Regions from separate parts of the Homo sapiens genome. Here region 2 is linked to region 1. Evidence: read pairs that join two places in POLR2A ChIA-PET (ENCODE). Cell type or tissue: MCF 10A. All regions are shown on one strand. Each heading gives the region's core, and the rest is flanking DNA. Links, peaks and the distances in the headings are about the cores only. Region 1 overlaps DPEP1 (dipeptidase 1). Region 2 overlaps CPNE7 (copine 7).

Evidence for each region. ChIA-PET counts read pairs that join two places held together with the same protein. Peaks named below come from ENCODE experiments on the same cell type or tissue, not always from the same donor. Only the 100,000 strongest peaks of a DNase experiment are listed, where the experiment ranks them.
Region 2: POLR2A ChIA-PET joins it to region 1 with 8 read pairs; 8 of 35 experiments call an interaction of 5 or more read pairs at or near these places.

Annotation. Positions count from the first base shown.
Region 1 is chr16:89,630,245-89,637,002 of GRCh38, forward strand. It overlaps DPEP1 (dipeptidase 1), which reads left to right. Exons shown (of 11, transcript NM_001389466.1): 2 at 61-270; 3 at 5,664-5,796; 4 at 6,020-6,152; 5 at 6,289-6,439; 6 at 6,622-6,691. The coding sequence starts at 167. Among named protein-coding and RNA genes, the nearest start is that of DPEP1, 20 kb to the left of the region's middle. RefSeq lists an enhancer at 1,818-2,672. In MCF 10A, for the core only: no CTCF peak of the experiment used is centred there; a DNase peak (open chromatin) is centred at 3,167.
Region 2 is chr16:89,575,965-89,585,125 of GRCh38, forward strand. CPNE7 (copine 7) reads left to right here. Exons shown (of 15, transcript NM_153636.3): 1 at 1-107; 2 at 1,575-1,757; 3 at 7,733-7,807; 4 at 8,064-8,138; 5 at 8,810-8,893. Among named protein-coding and RNA genes, the nearest start is that of CPNE7, 4.8 kb to the left of the region's middle. In MCF 10A, for the core only: no CTCF peak of the experiment used is centred there; a DNase peak (open chromatin) is centred at 5,497.

The sequences.
Region 1 (6,758 bases), core at 1,119-5,118:
AACAGGAGAGCAGCCACCTGTCATCACTTCCACCCACACCTCTGGTGCCTCTCCTGGCAGGCAGAGTGGCTCCTCACAGCCTGAAGCTCATCCTTCTGCACGGGCCAGCCAGGCCAGCACAGAGGCACCAGGGCAGCAGTGCACACAGGTCCCCGGGGACCCCACCATGTGGAGCGGATGGTGGCTGTGGCCCCTTGTGGCCGTCTGCACTGCAGACTTCTTTCGGGACGAGGCAGAGAGGATCATGAGGGACTCCCCTGTCATTGATGGGTGAGTGCTCACCTGAGCCAGGTGCTTAGGGAACCAGGACTGGGAACTGGGGCTGGGAGAGCGGGGCTGGGGGAGCCGGGGCTGGGGGAGCGGGGCTGGGGGAGCCAGGGCTGGGGGTGCCGGGGCTGGGGGTGCCGGGGCTGGGGGAGCCGGGGTTGGGGGTGCCGGGGCTGGGGGTGCCGGGGCTGGGGGAGCCGGGGCTGGGGGTGCCGGGGCTGGGGGTGCCGGGGCTGGGGGAGTTTGGCCTGGGGAGTTGGGGCTGGGGGAGCTGGGGGTGAGACTCGTGTGTGCTTGGCTTGGGGCTCAGTTTCTCTGGGGGTGAGACTCGTGTGCCCTTGGGTTGGGGCTCAGTTTCAGCTTCTGCGACGGTGCCGGGCCCTTGCCCTTTCCTGGCCCCTGCTGCTTTGTGGGGTCTCTCAGGGCCCCCAAAGACTTCAGCGGATGAAGGTCTGCAGGGACTGGGCAGGAAGGAGGCAAGGCCACACTCCCTGGTCCCGAAGCTCAGAGTGAGGTCTGAGCCTGCGGACGTGGAGGCCCTGCGCCCCAATCTCACCCTGTGCCTCAGCTTCTCCCAAAAGCAGCAGGTGCGGGTGGCACCCTACAGGCCCTCTCAGCCGGCATCTTTTTGGCTCTCTTCCCACTCCCCCCGGCCTGCCTTCTCCCGGGGGGAGGCCCATGCCACTTGGGCCCTTGCCTGTGCTGCGCTGTGTGCCCACCCGGCCCCCACCCCCGACCTCGCTGGGGCACCTGGGTCACCTGCTTCTGTCCTGACCTCCTCAGGGCGGAGATCCCCACTGCCCGGGAATCCGACCCTCTTCCCCGCCCCTTCCTGGCCCAGTGCCCCGACACTGGGTCACCATGGAGGCCTCCTGCTTCCAGGCACCAGACTCAGATCAGGGTCCACACTGGCTCCGCGTTGGGGTGGGAGGGTCACTGAGAGTCCGCCCTGTGTCTGGCATGGTGTCTCCACCTGGAAAATGCCTCTGGGCTTTGTTGGGGAAAAACTGTGAAAAAAGCAGGGAAACCCGATGTCTTGTCGCATAAGAACTTCAGGGAACAGTCCAGGCTGGGCAGTTCACGCCTGTAATCCCAGCACTTTGGGAGGCCGAGGCGGGCGGATCACCTGAGGTCAGGAGCTCAAGACCAGCCTGGCCAACATGGCGAAACCCTGTCTCTACTAAAAATACAAAAAATTAGCCAGGCATGGTGGCGCATGCCTGTAGTCCCAGATACTCAGGAGGCTGAGGCAGGAGAATCACTTGAACTCGGGAGGCGGAGGCTAGAGTGACCCAATATCGGGCCACTGTACTTCAGCCTGGGCAACAGAGTGAGACTCCATCTCAAATTAAAAAAACTTAAGAGAGCAGAGGCAGCTGCAGAAAGGGAGCAGAGGGTGGTCCCTGCATCCTCATGGTTTAAAATGGCCATGCCAGCTTCAGCCCTCACATCTGTATGCTGGCCAGCAGGGAGGAGGGAGACATAAAGAAGGGAAAAAGGACAAGCAGCAGGTGACTGTCAGGGTCAGGTTTTTGTTTTGTTTTGTTTTGAGACAGAGTCTCACTCTGTCACCTGTCACCCAGGCTGGAGTGCAGTGGCGTGATCTCAGCTCGCTGCAACCTCTGCCTCCTGGATTTAAGCAATTCTCCTGCCTCAGCCTCCTGAGTAGCTGGGATTACAGGCGCCCGCCACCAAGCCCGGCTAATTTTTTTGGTATTTTTAGTAGAGACAGGGTTTCACCATGTTGGCCAGGCTGGTCTCGAACTCCTGACCTCAGGTGATCCGCCCGCCTCGGCCTCCCACAGTGCTGGGATTCCAGGCGTGAGCCACCGCGCCCGGCCGGGGGTCACAGTTGTTAGAAGCTGTTACGGGACCCACCTTCATCCCTTGGCCACCGCCAGCGACACAGGGGCAGGAAGTATCTTCAACCCAAATGGCTGTGTGCCCGCTAAAAACGGGGGGTTTTAAAGTCACAAAGGAAAAGGAGGAGAATGGATCCCGGGGGCAGCCAGCAGTCTCCCCACGAACAGCTGCCTGAGTGTGTGCTTGCCGCTTTTCCAGCACTTTCCAGCACTCCTTGGAGCAGGACGCCGGCTTCCATATCCCAGCTAAGGGCATTGCCCCAGCTGCACAGATAAGGAGGGTGGGTCTGATTAGCAGAACTGCCATTTGCCCTGGCCATGAGGCAGGCAGGGCCTCCCTCCCACTGAGAAACCAGAGGCCCCACCTTCCCATCGTTTTCTCCAGCAAGAGTGGAGAGGGCTGGCGGGGCACAGTGGCTCACAGGTGTGGTCCCAGCACTTTGGGAGACCGAGGTGGGAGGACTGCTTGAACCCAGAAGGTTGGGGGCTGCAGTGAGCTGTGATTGCACCCCTGCCCTCCAGCCTGGGCAACAGAGTGAGACCCTGTCTCAAAAAGAAAAAAGAAAGGAGGGGCTGCAGGAGGAGGAGGGAGGGGAGAGCAGAGAGCTGCCCCATTGCAGCCTGTCCCTCCAAGGGCGGCTCCTGGGGTCCTAGGAATCCCTACCCATCCCAGGCTAATGTCTGAGATGGGCCGCCTGCGTCCTCAGGCCAAGGAGTAAAGTCTCCTGGGAGCCCTGCCCAGCCCCACCCAGGACAGTGCCCAGTGTAGGGTTGCACCTAGCGATGAGGCTGCTGCCCGGGCAGGGTCCCTGGCTGGAGCTCATGGTTCCCTCAGCAAGTGCGTCCTGACCACCCACTCTGCTCCGAGGGCTGGGGAGAGGCCCGTGCCAGCCCAGGCTGTCATGTGGACTCGCTGTGGCCAGGGACAACCTCGCTGACGCAGGAGCTTTGGGAGAGACTCACACCAGCATCAGGCGTGCGCCCGCCCATCTGCCCAGGGGTGGGGCCGGAAAGCGTGCCAGGCTGGGCTTGGGGGCACTAGCCCAGGGGAGGTCAGGAACGACTGGGACCCAGGAAGGGCAGAGCCCTCCCCTTCTTTCCCCTGAGGAGCTCCATGGGTGCATTCGCCTTGGAAAAGCTCATTGCGGGCACATAGATTTGAGCTGGGTCACAGAAAGCAGAGCCCGCAGCTGGAAATGATTAACAGTTACTCATCTGCCTCTCCCAGCTGCCCTCCAAGGAAAGCACCAAGACACCCTCATGTTACAGATGGGGAAACTGAGACACAGAGGGAGCTGTCCTCAAGGAGAGCACCAAAACACCCTCATGTTACAGATGGGGAAACTGAGACACAGAGGGAGCTGTCCTCCAAGGAAGGCACCAAGACACCCTCATGTTACAGATGGGGAAACTGAGGCACAGGGATGGGTCTGGAAACTGCAAGTGGAGGGGCCCCTGTGGCCTCATCCCAGCGCACACCCTCACAAGGCAGTCCCCCCGAGACAGGGGCACAGCCCACATTACAGGAAGGAGACTGAGGCCCCAGACCCAGTGACGGGGAAGGGGAACCCTGGGCATTCCCCAGGGTCGGGGGTCAGGCCTCAGCCCCTTCCCATCCTCCTCACAGCCTGGTTGAAACACAGATGAGATCGTAGCCTAGAGCCTGCCCTGGGCCCCTTAGAGCTGCATTTCTATTTTTCTTTTCTCTTCTCTTCTTCTTTTTTTTTTTTTTTTGGAGGGAGTCTCGCTCTGTCGCCCAGGCTGGAGTGCAGTGGTGCGATCTCGGCTCACTGCAAGCTCTGCCTCCTGGGTTCCTGCCATTGTCCTGCCTCAGCCTCTTGAGTAGCTGGGACTACAGGCACCCGCCACCACTCCCGGCTAATTTTTGTATTTTTAGTAGAGACGGGGTTTCACCATGTTAGCCAGGATGATCTCGATCTCCTGACCTTGTGATCTGCCCACCTCGGCCTCCCAAAGTGCTGGGATTACAGGCATGAGCCACCCTGCCTGGCCTGAGAATTGCATTCCTAACGACAGTGGATTCCCTTTGCTCCTGGTCTCTGCCAGGCCCTGTTGGGCAGCTGGATTCGGACCCTCTGGGATCCTCACTCAGCCACCAGCTCTGACAGCCCCAGCTCCCCCTTCCTCTGCGTTCCCCTTCCTTCTCCTTTCCCCTTCCTTCTCCTTTCCCTTCCTTCTCCTTTCCCCTTCCTTCTCCTTTCCCTTCCTTCTCCTTTCCCCTTCCTTCTCCTTTCCCTTCCTTCCCTTTCCCTTCCTTCCCTTTCCCCTTCCTTCCCTTTCCCCTTCCTTCTCCTTTCCCTTCCTTCCCTTTCCCTTCCTTCCCTTTCCCTTCCTTCTCCTTTCCCCTTCCTTCTCCTTTCCCTTCCTTCTCCTTTCCCTTCCTTCTCCTTTCCCTTCCTTCTCCTTTCCCCTTCCTTCCCTTTCCCCTTCCTTCTCCTTTCCCTTCCTTCTCCTTTCCCTTCCTTCTCCTTTCCCTTCCTTCCCTTTCCCTTCCTTCTCCTTTCCCTTCCTTCCCTTTCCCCTTCCTTCCCTTTCCCTTCCTTCTCCTTTCCCTTCCTTCTCCTTTCCCTTCCTTCTCCTTTCCCTTCCTTCTCCTTTCCCTTCCTTCTCCTTTCCCTTCCTTCTCCTTTCCCCTTCCTTCCCTTTCCCTTCCTTCTCCTTTCCCTTCCTTCTCCTTTCCCTTCCTTCTCCTTTCCCTTCCTTCTCCTTTCCCTTCCTTCTCCTTTCCCTTCCTTCTCCTTTCCCTTCCTTCTCCTTTCCCCTTCCTTCCCTTTCCCTTCCTTCTCCTTTCCCCTTCCTTCTCCTTTCCCCTTCCTTCTCCTTTCCCCTTCCTTCTCATTTTTCCTCACGAGAGCTCCTACCCTCACCACCACCAGCTCCTGGGAAAACCTTGGAGAACTTCAGTCCTTTGGAAGTTTAGAAGGATCTGATTGGAGTTTGGGTGCAGGGCTCTTCCCTGGGGACAGAGGCAGCAGAGAGGCCTGGGTAGCCCCCAAAGCCTGTACTCGACACCCTGCTCCCCAGGAGGATGGGGGTCCCAGGCCCCCCAAGGTCAGGCCGTTCCAATTACCCAGCCACCCACCATATTCCCCAAGAGGCAATTTGATCTTTAAACTGAAAACTCTCAGAAACAGTATCACCCCCAGGCCCTTGCCCCTCACGTCTCCAATCCTGTCCACTGAGGTCATTTGGCTCCTTGTGTCCCACCCTCAGACAATGTGTCTGCCCCCCAGCCTCCTCCACAGAAAAAGGCCCTGGAAGGGATGGGCTACCCAGCTCCCTGAGCTCCTGGCTCGGGGTTCCCTGCCCTGGGGGTGGGCACAGTTGGGAAATGCAGCCTGCACAGGTGTGTTCAGGTGGCCGGTGATATGTCACCCCCGCGGCCTAGACTTCAGTCCTGCGTCTGTCGTGAGGAGTAGGAAGTGGGGAGAGCAGCCCAGAGGCCAGGAGCTCGGAAGCCCCCAGGTCCCAGTGGCCGCCCTGACTGCCTGGCCTCTCCCCGGCAAACTCCAGGCACAATGACCTCCCCTGGCAGCTGCTGGATATGTTCAACAACCGGCTGCAGGACGAGAGGGCCAACCTGACCACCTTGGCCGGCACACACACCAACATCCCCAAGCTGAGGGCCGGCTTTGTGGGAGGCCAGGTACCGCCTGCCCTGCCTTGTGCTTGCCCTGTGTGGGGTCATCCCGTCTCCTACCTCAGGCCTGGCTACAGTGGGACCATCCCTGTGGTGTTCCTCCAGGGTCCCTCGGTGCCCAGGCCGAGGGAGGGCTTCCCAGCGGGTGGGAAACCAGACTCCCACAGGCATGCGGGGGGTGGGCTGAGACCTGGCTGCATCAGCTCCTGGCACCCCCTGCGGCCCACAGTTCTGGTCCGTGTACACGCCCTGCGACACCCAGAACAAAGACGCCGTGCGGAGGACGCTGGAGCAGATGGACGTGGTCCACCGCATGTGCCGGATGTACCCGGAGACCTTCCTGTATGTCACCAGCAGTGCAGGTGGGGTCCTGACCTGGGTCCTCCAGGTCCTGCGTCTTCTCACCCAGCCCTCATCCTGAGCAGCAGGTGCCGGTCAGGACACCTCACCCTCCAGATACCAGGTGCCCACTCCCCTGCACCCTGACTCTCCCCGCAGGCATTCGGCAGGCCTTCCGGGAAGGGAAGGTGGCCAGCCTGATCGGCGTGGAGGGCGGCCACTCCATTGACAGCAGTTTGGGCGTCCTGCGGGCACTCTATCAGCTGGGCATGCGGTACCTGACCCTCACCCACAGCTGCAACACGCCCTGGTGCGTGACTCCCCATGGGAGGCCCCCGGGCTGTGGTCAGGAGGGAGGGGGCAGACACTCCCTGCCACCCTCCAGAGCCCATCCCCTCTGCCTGTGAGTCCCAGGCCGGGCCTCGCCTGCTGGGCTGATGGGAGGCCGAGACCACCGCTCACCTCTTGGGCACCTGCCTTTTGCTTCTCCAGGGCTGACAACTGGCTGGTGGACACGGGAGACAGCGAGCCCCAGAGCCAAGGCTTGTCACCCTTTGGGCAGGTGAGTGGGGTGGGAGCGGCCAGTCACCCCCGAGGAGAAGGCAGAGGCCCTGGAGGGTGACCAGAAC
Region 2 (9,161 bases), core at 3,414-7,413, 52 kb before region 1:
AGGTGGAGCTGCGGCTCAGCTGCCGGCACCTGCTGGACCGCGACCCGCTCACCAAGTCCGACCCCAGCGTGGCGTTGCTGCAGCAGGCGCAGGGCCAGTGGGTGCAGGTAGGGCCGGGGCGTGGGAGGCCGAGAGGCCACCGGGCCGGGGCTGGCGCCGAGCTGGGGATGCGGAGACCAGAGCGGGCGCGCTGAGGCCAGTGGGGCGCAAGGCGGGGCCCCCCGGAGCTGGGGCTCAGCTCGGGGTCAGGGTTGGGGGTTACCAGGTCTGGGGGTGGGGTGTCCAGAGCTGTGGGGAGAGGCTGGGCTGGAGGAGGTGGCGGCGAGCGGGGTTCGGAGGAGAGAGGGGGGTGCCCCGCAGTGAGGGGTGCGGCCCAGGGTTCGGGGAGGGGGCCCCGGGCCAGAGTGAAGCGCCCAGGCATGAGGCGCGGGCAGGGGGCTCGACCAAGAGGCGCAAGGAGATTGAGGGGTGAGGGGCGCCGGCCGACGGGGGGCGGGAGGCTGGGCGGGAGCAGGCCGGCGAGGGAGCGCGCGCTGGGGTGCGGACCTCCAGGCGTCCGGGGCTCCCGCTCCAACGTGGGTCTCAAGCGAACCCGCTGTGATCGCGGTTGGGGTCCGAAGGGGCACGGGGCCGGCGCCAGACGGGCGCTTCCTCGGTCACCATCTCGCGTGAAACGCGTGGCTTCACCTCGAAAGGGCGAGAAACGCATGGCGCGAAGCCGCAGCGGGCGGAGGAGCCGGAACTCGAACCCCAGTCCGCGCGGGGCGCCAGCGCTTTTCCCCGGCGCAGGGGTCTCTCCAGGCTCCAGCGCGGGCCCGGGCGGCTGCTCGGGCGGTGGAAGGGACGCGGTCACCCGGTGGCGTCTCCGGTCATCCACCTTGAGGGTGAAGGGCCTGCCCCGCCCTCACCGCCTGTCCCCAGGGTTCCGGCTGCCCCCGGAGGCCCCGTGCCCGCCCCTCACAGCCTGAGCCCACCCTTCACATCCCGAGCCCACCATCCCCACGGAGGCCTCGTGCCCGCACCCTCAGAGCGTGAGCTGTACGGGTGGCCCATGTTTGCCCTTGGTTTGAGGTGCAGGATTTTTCAGGATTCTGAAATGAGTAGCCTACTGGCCCAGCTGGGTCTTGTCCTTACGGGGCAGTTGGACCAGGGAACTGCATGGGATGGGAGAGGCTGGTGAGCCCATGGTACCCCAGCCAGGAGGGAGGGCCCCCCTGTACCCTACGCCCCCTCCCCACTCAGCTGGTGCTGGGGAGCGGCCTGCACTTTAGGGCTGCCCAGCCCAGGGTGTGAATCTGATCTCGCCCCCGACTCAGCGTGTCATTCTCGTCCTCTGTGAGCCTCACTTTCCCCATCTGTGATCTGAGGGTGGAGCAGACAGTGGTGGCCAGGGGTGACCCCCAGGGTGGCCCTCGGGATTGTGGTCCCATGGACAGAGAGCAGGCAGGAGGTCTTCCCAGGGTATGAGTCCTCCTGAGGTACCTGGGCGTGGGTGAGCGGCAGAGGGGAGATGGAGGTCTGGAGCCCGGGGTGGAAGCCTCTGGAGTGGGGTCGGCTCACAGGTGCACTTGCAGGTGGGCAGAACCGAGGTGGTCCGGAGCAGCCTGCATCCCGTGTTCTCCAAGGTCTTCACGGTGGACTACTACTTCGAGGAGGTGCAGAGGCTGCGCTTTGAGGTGTACGACACGCATGGGCCCAGCGGCTTCAGCTGTCAGGAGGACGATTTCCTGGGGGGCATGGAGTGCACCCTGGGGCAGGTGGGTGCCCCGTCCCCTCGGAGGGAGGAGGACGGTTGGCGTGGGGGCCACAGCCGATTCAAGGCTGATGTACCAGCACCGCAGGGACCCTGCTGGGGTGGCCAACCTGGCTCTGCCCCCTCCTCAGCTCCTCCTGAACAGTCATTATTAGATTAAAATATACATGTAATTTTGAACTGGGTAATACATTCGTATGTTTTAAAGCCTGAAGGTATAAAAGGCTGTGGAGCGCCTCCATCCTGCCCCATCCAGCTGCTGCCAGGTCCCTGGACATTGTCCAGAGAGAGATTTTCACAGGAGCAAACCAGCCTATCACTTTTCCTCTTTTTTCTTTTTTTTCTTTTTCTTTTTTTTTTTTTTTGAGATGTAGTCTCGCTCTGTCACCCAGGCTGGAGTGCAGTGGCGTGATCTCGGCTCACTGCAACCTCCACCTCCTGGGTTCAAGCGATTCTCCTGCCTCAGCCTCCTGAGTAGCTGGGATTACAGGCACCCGCCACCACGCCCGGCTAATTTTTGTATTTTCAGTAGAGACGGGGTTTCACCATGTTGGTCAGGCTGCTCTTGAAATCCTGACCTCGTGATCCGCCTGCCTTGTCCTCCCAAAGTGCTGGGATTACAGGCGTGAGCCACGGTGCCCAGCCCACTTTTCCTCTTTTTTCAAAAATACACAAATTACGTTCCCTGTTCTGCATCCTGCGTTTTCACTTCCACGACGTGCAGCAGCCCCTCCATATCAGCACCTAAAAGTCTCCTGGTGGCCGGCCGTGGTGGCTCACACCTGTGATCCCAGCACTGTGGGAGGCCGAGGCGGGCAGATCACTTGAGGTCAGGAGTTCGAGACCAGCCTGGCCAACATGCTGAAACCTCATCTCTACAAAAAGTACAATAATTAGCCGGGCATGGTGGCATGTGCCTGTAATCCCAGCTACTCTGGAGGCTGAGGCAGGAGAATCGGTTGAACCCGGGAGGCAGAGGTTGCAGTGAGTGGAGATCTCACCACTGCACTCCAGCCTGAGTGACAGATTGAGACTCTGTCTCAAAAAAAAAAAAAAAAAAAGAAGCCTCCTTGTGAGCAGCAGGTCCTACGGTGGCCACTGCTTCCTTGGTGATGCTCTCTGGGTTACGGCCTCCACAGCCAGCCCAAAAGTGGCTTCTGCAAGTCGTGATGAGAGTGTCTGTTGATGTGCTGGGCCCTGCTGGACACTGCGCTAAGCACTTCCTGTGCTGCACGGAATCCTCACACCTTGCCAGGACGGGTCCTTCTTTTTTATTGAGGTAAAATTTACAGGCCGGGCACGGTGGCTCACGCCTGTAATCGCAGCACTTTGGAAGTCCGAGGTGGGGGGATCACGAGGTCAGGAGTTCGAGACCAGCCTGGCCAACATGATGAAACCCCATCTCTACTAAAAATAGAAAAGAAATTAGCCAGGCGTGGTGGTGCGTGCCTGTAGTCCCAGCTACTGGGGAGGCTGAGGCAGGAGAATCACTTGAACCTGGGAGGCAGAGGTTTCAGCGAGCCGAGATCGCGCCACTGCACACCAGCCCAGGTGACAGTGAGTCTTTGTCTCAAAAAAAAAAAAAAATTTTACGATAAAATGCATCAATCTTAAGGGTTGAGAATGACAAGTTTAGGTGACTGTACACAGCTGACCATCACCCGTCACACAGAACATCCCGTCACACGGAACATCTCACCTGTCACACAGAACATCCCTTCACCCCTCACACGGAACATCCTGTCACCTGCTGACACGGAACATCCGATCACCCGTCACACGGAACATCCCATCACACAGAACATCCCATCACTTGTCACATCTCACCCATGACACGGAACATCCCGTCAGCCATCACATCTCACCCGTCACACAGAACATCCCTTCACCCATCACACGGAACATCCCATCACCCATCACATCTCACCCGTCACATGGAACATCCCTTCACCCATCACATGGAACATCCCGTCATCTGCTCACATGGAACATCCCATCACCCATCACACGGAACATCCCATCACCCATCACACAGAACATCTCACCCATCACACGGAACATCCCGTCACCCGCTGACACGGAACATCTCACCCGTCACACGGAACATCCCACACCCATCACACGGAACATCTCACCCATCACACGGAACATCCCGTCACCTGCTGACACGGAACATCTCACCCATCACACGGAACATCCCGTCACCCGCTGACACAGAACATCTCACCCGTCACATGGAACATCCCGTCACCCGTCACACGGAACATCCCATCACACGGAACATCTCACCCATCACACGGAACATCCTGTCACCCGCTGACACGGAACATCTCACCCGTCACACGGAACATCCCATCACCTGCAGACACGGAACATCTCACCCATCACACAGAACATCCCGTCACCCGCTGACACAGAACATCTCACCCGTCACACGGAACATCCCGTCACCCGCTGACACAGAACATCTCACCCGTCACACGGAACATCCCGTCACCCGCTGACACGGAACATCTCCCCCATCACACGGAACATCCCATCACCTGCAGACACAGAACATCTCACCCATCACACGGAACATCCCGTCACCCGCTGACACAGAACATCTCACCCGTCACACGGAACATCCCATCACCCGTCACACGGAACATCCCATCACCCGTCACATGGAACATCCCATCACCCGTCACACGGAACATCCCATCACCCATCACACAGAACATCTCACCCATCACACGGAACATCTCACCCATCACACGGAACATCCCGTCACCCGCTGACACAGAACATCTCACCCGTCACACGGAACATCCCATCACCCGTCACATGGAACATCCCATCACCCATCACACGGAACATCTCACCCATCACACGGAACATCCCGTCACCCGCTGACACGGAACATCTCACCTGTCACACGGAACATCCCATCACCCGTCACATGGAACATCCCATCACCCATCACACGGAACATCTCACCTGTCACACGGAACATCCCGTCACCCGCTGACACAGAACATCTCACCCATCACACGGAACATCCCATCACCCGCTGACACAGAACATCTCACCCGTCACACGGAACATCCCGTCACCTGTAACACGGAACATCCCGTCACCCATCACACGGAACATCCCATCACCCGTCACACGGAACATGCCATCACCCGTCACACGGAACATCCCATCACCCGTCACATGGAACATCTCACCCATCACACGGAACATCCCGTCACCCGCTGACATGGAACATCTCACCCATCACACGGAACATCCCATCACCTGTCACACGGAACATCCCGTCACCCGTCACACGGAACATCCCGTAACCCATCACATGGAACATCCCGTCACCTGTCACACGGAACATCCCATCACCCGTCACATGGAACATCTCACCAATCACACAGAACATCTCACCCATCACATGGAACATCCCGTCACCCGTCACACGGAACATTCCGTCTCCCGCTGACACGGAATATCTGATCACCCATCACATGGAACATCCCATCACCCACTCACACGGAACATCCGATCACCCGTCACACGGAACATCCTGTCACCAGTCACACAGAACATCCCGTCACCCATCACACGGAACATCCCATCACCCGTCACACGGAACATCCCGTCACCCATCACACGGAACATCCCGTCACCCGCAGCTGCCCCTGCCCCTTTGTGGCCAGCTCCCCGCCTGGTTCGTCTCTTCTGGAATTCCACGTCCATGAATCACAGCGCGTGTTCTCCCTGCTGTGGAATTCTTTTACCCAACATAATGTCTGCGTGACTCATCCCCCTGCAGCCTCGGTCGGAGCTGGCGTGCCATCGATCCTGTTGTCCTCCCCATTTTTTAGATAAGGAAACTGAGAGTTAGGGAGGGCACAGATGGAAGAGGATGGCACGGACACAGAAATATGGACATGCTTTTTTTGTTTTTTTGAGTTGGGTTCTCACTCTGCCGCCCAGGCTGGAGTGCAGTGGGACAGTCACAGCTCACTGCAGCCTCAACGGCCTGTGCTCAAGCAATCCTCTCACCTCAGCCTCCTGAGTAGCTGGGACTACAGGTGTACGCCACCAGACCTGGCTACGTTTTGCATTTTTTGAAGAGACAGGGGTCTCACCATGTTGCCCCAACTGGTCTTGAACTCCCGGGCTCACCGATCCACCCACCCTGGGCTCCCAAAATGTTGGGATTATAGGCATGAGCCACTGTGTCTGGCCTGGACACCTTTCTATGTACACACAGGTGCACATGTATGTCATAATCCGTGCAGGACATCCTATGCCTGTTCACATAAGCACACACACAGGGTCCGTGTGGACACCTGCGTGCAGATATGAATGTGTGTGTGAGCACGTGTGCTGTGGATATGTGCAAACTTCCAGCAATGAGGAGGCCCCTCGTGGGTTCCTGCTCTGTGGCCACCCAGCTGACCTGCAGGGCACCACGGTCAAGGGAGAAGCTACTGGCATCCAGTCCCTGTGCTGTGGCTTTGAGCCTGACCTGACCTCTGACCCCTGACTTCTGCCTCAACTGTTTCCTCATGTGATTCAAGTAAACAGTAACTCAGCCCAGAGCCAGGGATCCAGGAAGTGCTTATTAAACGCTGTTGGCACAAATCAGCGATCTCGTATTTCCTGGTAGGGGAATCTGTTGTGTTAGCCTGAGCCCGTTTCTCTCCTAAGGACCTGCTCTCCTGCCAGAAAGGGGAGGCCACTCCTTTCCTGCGCCCTCCCTGGAAGCAAACCAGGCCGGCAGGCGAGTCCCAGGTGTGAGGCAGAGGCCCTGGCTCAGGAGCCCCAGAAGGAAACCTTTGAATCAGGGAATCTTGGGGGGCCTGGCCCGAGGCTCCCCCTCCCAGCACCCAGGACCCCTTTGCACCCCTAAGAGAGCCTTCCCACCCCTTAACCTGACTTGACTTCCCCAGCCCTGACCTGGGATCTGCTTTCTCTTCTGTGTGGAAAGTGCCGCATGCTCAGAAGCTGCTGGCCAGGCCGGCCCTGGTTGGGGGTGGAGGGACTGCCCCTCTCTGCTTTGTATTCAACCTACCTCATTGTGACCTCCCAGCATCCGCCAGGCAGTAGCAGGTGTGAGGGCAGGTGGGAAGCACACACCTGCTACCTGGTGGGCCATTCGATGGTTGCTGAGATCACTTACGTGTGAGGAGATGACGGCCACCCCGCTTGGCCGGGGTCATCACCATCTCCTTTCGGACACGGAGCCTGGGAGGGCCGTGTGCCCCCGTCCTGCTCCTCACTGAGGAGATGACCTGGCTGCAGGGGCCTGGGCCTGTCATCCGCCACCCACCCCAGGTGGGCTCATAGCCGATGGGGCGGAAGTCCAGCAGGGCCTGGTGAGGAGGAGGAGGCCCCGGCTGCATGAGGAGGTCCCCAGGGTCTAAGCCCCAGTCCACTTCGAACAATCAACTCTGCTCCTTGGCACCTTCGAAGAGGAGTGGGCGGTGGGGTCCTGGGCCGGCACCTCGCTCACACCCTTTCTGCCGCCCGTGGCTACGTGGACATGCTGGGCGTGAGGGTCCGGGGCCGTTTGAGCTGCCTCGCCTCTGCTTCTGCGGGTTCTCACCTGGGCCTGGAGAGGGTCAGGGCAGCCCTGCTTACCTGTGGAGGGGCGTCCGCCACACCTGTGCAGGTGCAGGCCAGCTGGGCTGTGAGCTGCTTCCTGGCTTCCACCTGAGCCTGTTTCCTCACCTGGTAAATAGGTATGATGACCTCTGCCTCCCCTGGGCGACTGCTGGCGCCGTGAGGTGGTGGACGTGCAGGGGTGGCCACACGCAGGGATGGCAGGTGCTTGAGAGCAGCCACAAAGGGGGCGCGGGCCCTGGGCAGTGAAGCTCATGGTGGGGGATGGGGAGACAGGACAGGCCTGAGAGTCCGGGTGAGGGCGCGGTGGGGTCTCCAGGGTCAGGAGCCGTCCCCGCCTGCCCCTCCCTGCCTGACGCCTCTGACTTACAGATTGTGGCCCAGAAGAAGGTGACCCGCCCGCTGCTGCTCAAGTTTGGCAGGAACGCTGGCAAGTCCACCATCACGGTGAGACCCGGGCGCACCCCTGCAGCCTGCAGGCCCTGCTGCTGTGGCTCCGAGGGGTGTTGTGGGCGGAAGATGGGCAGCAGCGTGCCGTCCAGGGAGGGTCTGCAGGAGCCGGCAGCTACACAGCCCCGGGGGTACACAGACACCTCCTCTCAGGCCCCGCTGGGTGGGGTCAGCCAGCCTGGGGCCTCTGGTCCCCCACGGTGGGGTCAGGCCCCACCTGGCCAAGCCTGGAGCCCGGGCGTCCCCCTGCCAGGTGATCGCCGAGGACATCTCGGGGAACAACGGCTACGTGGAGCTCTCCTTCCGGGCCAGGAAGCTGGACGACAAGGTGAGTGCAGGTGCCGGGCACGCCTGGCTCAGGCTGAGGTCCGGGAACCGGTTCGAAAACCCGGTCCCTGCCCAGCGCTGACCTCGCGTGGCTATGTCCCGTGTGAGACGTGTGCGGAGTGTGCCTGGGGCTGGGCGTGCTGCCGTCACGGTCGCCATCATCACTGTCACCGCCATTAGCTCTCCCGCCCCTCCTGGCAGCTGGGCTGGGGCTGGGGCAGCTCCCTCCTGTGGGGACCACTCATGACCCTGCTCAGGGATGGGGAAATAGGCCCAGCACCCCCGAGGCCACTGTCGTGACAGGAGGAACTGGAACAGCGCGCGGTTCTGCGGGCTCGTCACGTGGGTGGGCAGAACAGGGTCCAACCCCGCCATGTAGGGCGTCTCCCTGGAGGGGCTGAGTCGCAGGGTGTGTAGGGCAAGTCCGTGGAGGGCTGAGTCGCAGGGTGTGCAGGGTGACTCCATGGAGGGCTGAGTTGCCCGCCGTGGTCAGATCCCTGGGGGCGGGAGGGAGGGACGAGATGCTGTCGGCGGGGACTGGCTGCCTCGTTTTGTGCCTGAGGAATTAGCGGCTGGTGGCATGAAGTGAGCCCTGGGAAACGACAAAGCCAGCTCCCATCCAAAGCCCGATCTCACAGTGCCTGGCCCAGCAGCCCTTGTGCCTCTCCCCAGGACCTCTTCAGCAAGTCCGACCCCTTCCTGGAGCTCTACAGGGTCAACGACGACCAGGGCTTGCAGCTGGTGTACAGGACGGAGGTGAGCGGCCGGGGATGGGAACACAGGGAGGGGAAGGGGCTGTCCCCAGCCCTCACGCATCTCTGGCCACATGGGAGGAGCTCCCAGCCTCCAACAGGGAGCTGTGGGCGCAGGGCTTTGGTGGCTGTGGCTATGGCCAGAATCCAACAGGGAGCCGCAGGCGCAGGGCCCTGGGGGCCGTGGCTGTGGCCAGAATCCAGCAGGCTTGTGTAGTCGTGGCTGTGATTATTTTTAGACCTACCTTCCACTTCCTGCAGGTGAAATGGGA